Regions from separate parts of the Homo sapiens genome. Here region 2 is linked to region 1. A link is an interaction called in ENCODE POLR2A ChIA-PET data of the cell type or tissue named here. Cell type or tissue: B cell. All regions are shown on one strand. Each heading gives the region's core, and the rest is flanking DNA. Links, peaks and the distances in the headings are about the cores only.

Region 1 (5,145 bases), core at 1,478-3,977:
CTCGAATTCCTGGGCTGGTGCCCAGGTGTGTGCCACTGCACCTGGCTAATCACACCTCTTTTGTGGTAGTGGGTGTAACGTAAGGTAAACTGTTCTTTACTTTTTTTTTTTTTTGGAGACAGAGTCTTGCTCTGTCATCCAAGCTGGAGTGGCAGTGGCATGATCATGGCTCACTGCAGCCTCAACCTCCCAAGCTCAAACAGTCCTCCTCACCTCAGCCCTCTGAGTAACTGGGACCACAGGCATGCACCACCATATGCCCGGCTAATTTTTTATTTTTCGTAGAGACAAGGTCTTACTATGTTGCCCACGCTGGTCTTGAACTGCCAGGCTCAAGTGATCCTCTCAACTCGGCCTCCCAAAGATTTGGAATTACAGGCGTGAGCCACCACACCCCGCCTGTTCTTTACTTTGTAGGATAAATCGGGACGTGTTCAGAACACTGGACCCCAAAACCTTTACTGAGAAATTGGGCCTTTGTGTTTTCATGACATTTCTGTCACATTTAGGATACCTACACTTTTCTGCTTCCCAGGCCCTAGGAGCATAATGTTGTCAGTAGAGTGGAATAGCATTGTGTTTTGTGTAATGAGGATGTGCTAAAGTCTGAGGTTTGGAGAACTGGCAGAAGAGTTAATGGAGTCCCGAGGCAAGATGGTAAAGGTGTATTGATGACTCTGATGCATGAAAGCAGGGTGTCTGACCTCTTCTTCTTGAAATAGAGAAATAGCATTTGTCAGCTCAGTAACTGCATACCAGGTGTGGGAGACTGTGTTTATTTTCTCCCGCAATGAGAACATATCTGAAACAGCAGCTGCAGTTGGCGTTGTCACATAATTAAGTTTATGGTAATTCACTGTCATTCTCTCAGAGACCCATCTGCCATCTTCACTGGCCAAACTGAAGAATGAAGGGGAAATTGATAAAATCACCACCCCAGAATTTTTCAAGGCCGTGATGATATTATTAATCGCTTCAGTTGCCCAGGAGTTTCAGCGTTGCTTTTGGTTTATGTGTTAGGCTGTTTTTGTGTTGCTGTTAAGGAATAACTGAGACTGGGTAATTTATAAAGAAAAGAGGTTTAATTGGCTCATGGTTCTGCAGGCTGTAGAGGAAGTATGTTGCTGATATCTGCTTGGTTTCTGCTGAGGCCTCAGAAAGCTTGCAATCATGGCAGAAGGTAAAGGGGGAGCAGGCACGTCACATGGCAAGAGTGGGAGCAAGAGAGAGGGAGGAGGTCCCAGACTTTTTTTTTTTTTTTTTTTTTTGGAGACAGAGTCACACTCTGTCGCTCAGGCTGGAGTGCAGTGGCGCGATCTTGACTCACTGCAACCTCCGCCTCTTGGGTTCAAGTGATTCTCCTGCCTTAGCCTCCCGAGTAGCTGGGACTATAGGTGTGTGCCATCACACCCAGCTGATTTTTTGTATTTATTTATTTATTTATTTATGAGATGGAGTCTTGCACGGTCACCCAGGCTGGAGTGCAGTAGCGTGATCTTGGCTCACTGCAAGCTCTACCTCCCAGGTTCAAGTGATTCTCCTGCCTCAGCTTCCTGAGTAGCTGGGACTACAGGCGCCTGCCACCATGCCCGGCTAATTTTTTGTGCTTTTTAGTAGAGACAGGGTTTCACCATGTTAGCCAAGATGGTCTCGATCTCCTGACCTTGTGTTCCACCCGTCTCGGCCTCCCAATGTGCTGGGATTACAGGTGTGAGCCACTGCGCCCAGCCTAATTTTTTGTATTTTAATAGAGATGGGGTTTCACCATGTTGCCCAGGGTGATCTCGAACTCCTGAGCTTAGGCAATCCGCCCACCTCGTCTTCCCAAAATGCTAGGATTACAAGTGTGAGCCACCGCACCTGGCCAAGGTCCCAGACTTTTAAACAAGCAGCTCTCATGTGAAGTAACTGAGTGAGAAGTCACTCATCACCAAGGGGATAGTGCTAAACCATTCATAAGGGATCTGCCGCCATGATCCGATCACCTCCCAGCAGGCCCCACCTCCGAGACCGGGAGACACATTTCAGAATGAAACGGCGTACGTCTGTAGTCCCAGCCACTAGGGACAGGGAGCTGGGGTGGGACTGAGGCAGGAGAATGGCTTGAACCTGGGAGGCAGACGTTGGAGTGAGCCGAGATCGTGCCACTGCACTCCATCCTGGGCAACAGAGCAAGACCCCATCTAAAAAAACACAAAAAACATTTTAGTGGCTCCCAGTTGCTTTCAAAATAAATAACCCCTTAACAGAGTTTGTAGTAAACATTGTATTTTTTTTGGTTGCTCATAAGTTGATCCCCCAGAAAACCAAGACTTTGAGAAATTCACTGGGAAGGGAAATACCGGTGCCTCTGAACAGTCCCTGGTGAGAGCTGCCAGCGGGGACGGCAGCAGCTGAAGTGGGCTTCCTCATTTCACTGGGGATGTGTAGAGCCTGCAGTGATAGAAAGCAAGTTGCAGCACTTACTTAATTTCTGGAGGAGAGTGAATGTGGTTATTGTAATAGGCAGGGCCAGTGGAGTTACCCAGATGGTCTGATCTGCAGAGATTGATTTGGCTAATTGACCATGGAGTCTGTGGAACCAAAATATATAAACAGCACATCCACTAAGTTGCTACTTGATGTGTGTACGTGAAAAACTTCAGGCTTGGTCAACAGAGATCTGACTTTAGCCACCGTGATTGAGAGCACAGTCTCTCACCCAATTTCCAAACCTGAGTCAGCCCTTGTTCCAGAAGTCCTGGAAGAAGTAAAAGCTGGATACCTGCAAGAAAGGACCCTGCAATTCCACAAGTACGGGCTGGGAATCTGCCTCTAGCCTTCCCCAGGAGTATCTGAGACCATCTACCAGGGAACTATACACAATGAAAAGATTAATACCAGACCTTTGATTTTTGTTTCCTCTTTTTTGAGAGGGAGTCTCGCTCTGTTGCCCAGGATGGAGTGCAGTGGCCTGATCTCGGCTCACTGCAACCTCTGCCTTCCAGGTTCAAGCAATTATCCTGCCTCAGCCTCCTCAGTAGCTGGGATTACAGGTGCCCACCACCACACCTGGCTAATTTTTGTATTTTTAGTAGAGACAGCGTTTCACCATGTTGGCCAGGCTGGTCTCAAACTCCTGACCTCAGGTGACCCTCCCGCCTCAGCCTCCCAAAGTCCTGGGATTATAGACGTGAGCCACCACGCCCGGCCTAGTATGGTAATTCTGTATTTAGTTTTTGGAGGAACCTTGCCTCAGCTTTTAAACTGGGATTGCACTCTTCTTGGGGTGGTTCCCAGTCACTGACTAGGCAGAGCTGTGGTACAGGGCCCAGCCATTTCTGCCTAATGTTGGACTGCTTTCCTCTGAAGCTTCCTGCTGGGCTGGCACTTTGCTTGGAAGGAGAAACAGCCAGATGTGCAATTATATACTGATTCATGGGCTGTAGTCCATGGATTGGCGGGTGGTGAGGGACTTGGAAGAAACATGATTGGAAAATTGGTGGCAAAGAAATTTGGGAAAGATGTATGTGGATAGACTGCTCGGAGTGGGCCGAAGATGTGAAGATATTTGTGTCCCATGTGAATGCTCACTAAAGGGTGCCCTCAGCAGAGGAGAATTTTAATAATCAAGTGCATAGGATGAACCATTCTGTGGATACCAGTCAGCCCCTTTCCCTAGCTACCCCTGTCATTCTCCAGTGGGCTCATGAACAAAGTGACCATGGTGACAGGGATGGAGGTTAAGCATGGGCTCAGCAACATGGGCTCCACTCACCAAGGTCAACCTGGCTATGGCCACCACTCAGTGCCCAATCTGCCAGCAGCCAAGACCTACAGGGAGCCCCCACTAGGACGCCATTCCCCAGTGTGGTCAGCCAGCTACGTGGTGGCAGGTTGATTACGCTGGACGACTTCCATCATAGAAGGGGTAGGGTTTTGTCCTTATTGGAACACACACTTACTCTGAATAAGGACTTACCTGCCCTGCACGCAATGCTTCTGGCAAAACTAGCATGTGTGGGCTTGTGGGATGTCTTATCCACCATTATGGTATTCTACACAGCATTGCTTCTGACCAAGGAACCCACTTGACAGTCAAATAAGTAAGGTAGTGGGCTCATGCTCATGGAATTCGCTGGTGCTACCATGTCCCCCACCATCCTGAAGCAGCTGGCTTAATAGAATGGTGGAATGGCCTTTTGAAGTTGCAGTTGCAGCACTGGGTAGGTGGCAATACTTTGCAGGATTCATTAATTATTAATTTATTTATTAATTTAAGATTTTTTTTCAATGATCAAAAAGTTGAAATGAGGCCGGGCGCAGTGGCTCATACCTGTAATCCCAGCATTTTGGGAGGCTGAGGCGGGGGGATCACCTGAGGTCAGGAGTTCAAGACTAGCCTGGCAAACATGGTGAAACCCCATCTCTACTAAGAATACAAAAATTAGGCTGGGCGCGGTGGCTCACGCCTATAATCTCAGCACTTTGGGAGGCTGAGGCAGGGGGATCACAAGGTCAAGAGATCAAGACCATGCTGGCCAACATGGTAAAACCCCGTCTCTATTAAAAATACTAAAATTAGCTGGGTGTGGTGGTGCGCACCTGTAGTCCCAGCTACTTGGGAGGCTGAGACAGGAGAATCACTTGAACCCAGGAGGCGGAGGTTGCAATGAACCGAGATCACGCCACTGCACTCCAGCCTGGGCAAAAGAGCAAAACTCTATCTAAAAAAAAAAAAAAAAAAAAAAAAAGTTGGCTGGCTGCGGTGGCTCACACCTCTAATCCCAGCACATTGGGAGACTGAGGCAGGAGGATCACCTGAGGCCAGGAGACCAGCCTGGCCAATATGGTGAAAGCCCGTCTCTACTAAAAATACAAAAATTAGCCAGGCGTGGTGGCAGGCGCCTGTAATCCAGCTACTCCGGAGGCCGAGACAGGAGAATCACTTGAACAGGGAAGGCAGAGGCTGCAGTGAGCCAAGATTGCGCCACTGCATTCCAGCTTGTGTGACAGAGTGAGACTGCATATCAAAAAAAAAAAAATGTTGAAATATATGGATGGTTTTTTGGTTTGCTTTTGTTTTTGAGACCAAGCCTCACTCTGCTGCCCAGCCTGCAGTGCAGTGGCACGATCATGACTCGTTGCAGCCCTGAACTCCTGGGC
Region 2 (2,827 bases), core at 86-2,585, 500 kb after region 1:
CATGCCTGGCTGATTTTTTAAATTTGTTTTGTAGAAACAGGGTCTCATGATGTTGCTCAGGCTAGTCTTGAACTCCTGGGCTCAAGCAGTCCTCCTGCCTCGGCCTCCCAAAGTGCTGGAATTACAGTCATGAGCCACCTCTCCCAGCCAACACAGTCTTTCTCTTACTGTGTGCCACAGTAGTAATATCTCTTAATATGAAATGGGCTTTCTTTAAAGGCATTTTTTCAGAGTGGCAATTGTATGGAAAAGTTGACTAATTAAATAATCAACAGACTGTTAACTCATCTGGAGTAGGGGCATTCTTATATTCACCTGTGGGTGCAGATTCCTCAGCATGTGCTGGCTTTCCTGTACATACCAATTCACATTATTGGTTTTTTGTTTTTAAAATAAGACTATGGTCTTGCTGTGTTGCCTAAGCTGGTCTGGAACTCTTGGGCTCACGCAGTCTTCCCACCTCAGCTTCTGAGCACTGCAGGCATGTGCCACCCTGCCCAGCTATTCCTGTTAGGTTCTTTGGTAAAGTGATGGAAGGATATGACTGCTAAGCCTACCTCAGCGTTTTGAAATAATGTGGTAGTAAACTGAGAATGATTTTCAGGAACTGAATTAGCCCATCATTATTAACATAAATGAGAACTAAGACACCACTGACTTCTGTTTCTGACTTGCCATTCTTACTGTTCTAGCTTGTCCTTAAGGCCTCTGTGCTTTTTAACAAATGGTTTCTTTTGCAGTTGGAGTTCTCTCCACAGACACTGTGTTGCTACGGCAAACAGTTGTGCACAATACCTCGTGATGCCACTTATTACAGTTACCAGAACAGGTAAGCTTGGCCAGGTGTGGACCATGGTCCATGTGTCCACATGTCCAGGGAGTGCATGCGGATGGGCCAGCACACATACAGTCATGGTTCATGTGTATCTTGCTTGAAGACAGCTGTATAGCACAAGTTCTGTTTTTTGCCTTCTGCCTTTGTTTGCAGAACAATAAAATTTTCTATCAGAGTAGCCTTGCATCAGTTACCTGGGTTCCTCCCAAGAGCTTGAGAAGTTAAGCAACTTTGTGAGTTGTTGGCCTAGATGGGTCTATATCCCAGGCCCCACTTCTCTTTCTACTGTGTGTTTGTTGATCACCACAGCCTGAGGCAAAACTGAGAAGATTTTTAAACTTTTAACTGAAACTCGCTAGACAGCTTTTTGGAAATATTTCCTTTTTAGATGAGGCCTATCCCTAAGTAGTTGTTATTAGAATATATGAAAACAGGATTCTGGAGTCTTTTCTTTGCCTCATATTAAGCAAATTAAAAGGAAAACCTCACATAGCTCTCTGTACCTTACTTTTCCCAACCCAGCCTTGTATGTGACAGAGGATGATTTGAGTCTAATAAACGAGGCACCTCTGCCTAATTTTCTCCTGCCCAATCAATGGCTGTAATCACATAAATCTCATTCACTAATCTATCTTAACCACAATTTGTCTCCTGTTTTCAGTGATCAGCTACAAGTATAGCTTGCATTGGGTGTTTATTTGGGGCTCTGATACAATAATAACAAGGCTGGATGATATTAATACCCTTTATTTGTTTGTTAATACCAAATCCATGGTGTTGGTTTTTGCTGAACTTGTGTGTTGCAGATGCATTTCTAGCTTTGAAAAGTCACTTAAACTTTTTCTTTTATTTACAAAAAGTTAGGCGTGCTTCTAATGCTTTGTAGACCTAATGCTTTGATTTTGCAGTGAGTAAAAATCTAGCTCTTTACTCATTTGAAACCTAGAAAAGGTGGGACTCAAGTTGTTATAAGTACCTTATGTTTAAAAAAGCAAGTAACTGGACATGAAACTTTTCTCATGTTTACTAAAACAGTAGTCTAAAGTGTTTATCTTTGCACCAAGCCATCTTTAATCAGGTACCTGCACACATCATTTCCTTTTGAAATGTATCACTTGATGGCTGTAGTCAGTATTTAACTGCTTGTGCAGGCTTTTCAATAAACAGTTTTTTTTCTTTCTTTGTTGAGACAGGGTCTCACTCTGTCACTCAGGCTGGAGTGCAGTGGCGCAATCTTAGCTCACTGCAACCTCTGCCTCCCGGGTTCAAGCGATTCTCCTGCCTCAGCCTTCCAAATAGTTGGGATTACAGGTGTGTGCCACCATGCCTTGCTTATTTTTGTATTTTTAGTAGAGACAGGGTTTCAGCATGTTGGCCAGGCTGGTCTCGATCTCCTGACCTCAGATGATCCACCCTCTCAGCCTTCCAAAGTGCTAGGATTATAGGTATGAGCCACCACGCCTGGCAATGGTTGTTTTAGATTATTGTTTTCTGCAGTTGTATCTATAGTGGGCTTTTGGGGTGGGGGGTGGGGGTCTGTGGTTTTTTGTTTTGTAAGTGGGAAGAGGTGTGATTCCTGTATTTAGGTAATGAGTAGCAGTTCTTCTCTCCCTGGTATATTTATCCTTCTTCCTCCTTTTGATTATTTACATCACATAGCGTTAATTGCTGAAATGAAAGGATATGGGTCTGTGTAATTGAAACATTTGCTTTTATTTGCAGTAATCATTTGCTACTTGTGATCCCATTTGAGATATTTAATGCTAATCTGTGCTTTGCCTTGGCTTTCTGCTTTGTGTTGTTCTGTCTTGCTTTTATGTTTTTTGTTGTCTTGCAATCCCTCATTTCTTCGTTTGTTTTGTGTTTTTTTTTCTCCCTCATGCTTGTCGTTGTCTGCACTTGGCTTTGATTGCAAAAAAAAAAACAAAAAAAAACAAAAAAACAAACAAAAAAACCAAAACCCAAACTGTGGGGCCCATATATCTGCATCAT

What was found. ChIA-PET counts read pairs that join two places held together with the same protein. Peaks named below come from ENCODE experiments on the same cell type or tissue, not always from the same donor. Only the 100,000 strongest peaks of a DNase experiment are listed, where the experiment ranks them.
Region 2: POLR2A ChIA-PET joins it to region 1 with 7 read pairs; 2 of 35 experiments call an interaction of 5 or more read pairs at or near these places.

The regions. Positions count from the first base shown.
Region 1 is chr22:40,658,533-40,663,677 of GRCh38, forward strand. LOC124905123 (a long non-coding RNA gene) reads right to left here. Exons shown (of 3, transcript XR_007068110.1): 3 at 1,061-2,433. Among named protein-coding and RNA genes, the nearest start is that of MCHR1, 18 kb to the right of the region's middle. In B cell, for the core only: no CTCF peak of the experiment used is centred there; DNase peaks (open chromatin) are centred at 2,437 and 2,803.
Region 2 is chr22:41,157,672-41,160,498 of GRCh38, forward strand. EP300 (EP300 lysine acetyltransferase) reads left to right here. Exons shown (of 31, transcript NM_001429.4): 19 at 741-829. Among named protein-coding and RNA genes, the nearest start is that of EP300-AS1, 38 kb to the right of the region's middle. In B cell, for the core only: no CTCF peak of the experiment used is centred there; no DNase peak of the experiment used is centred there.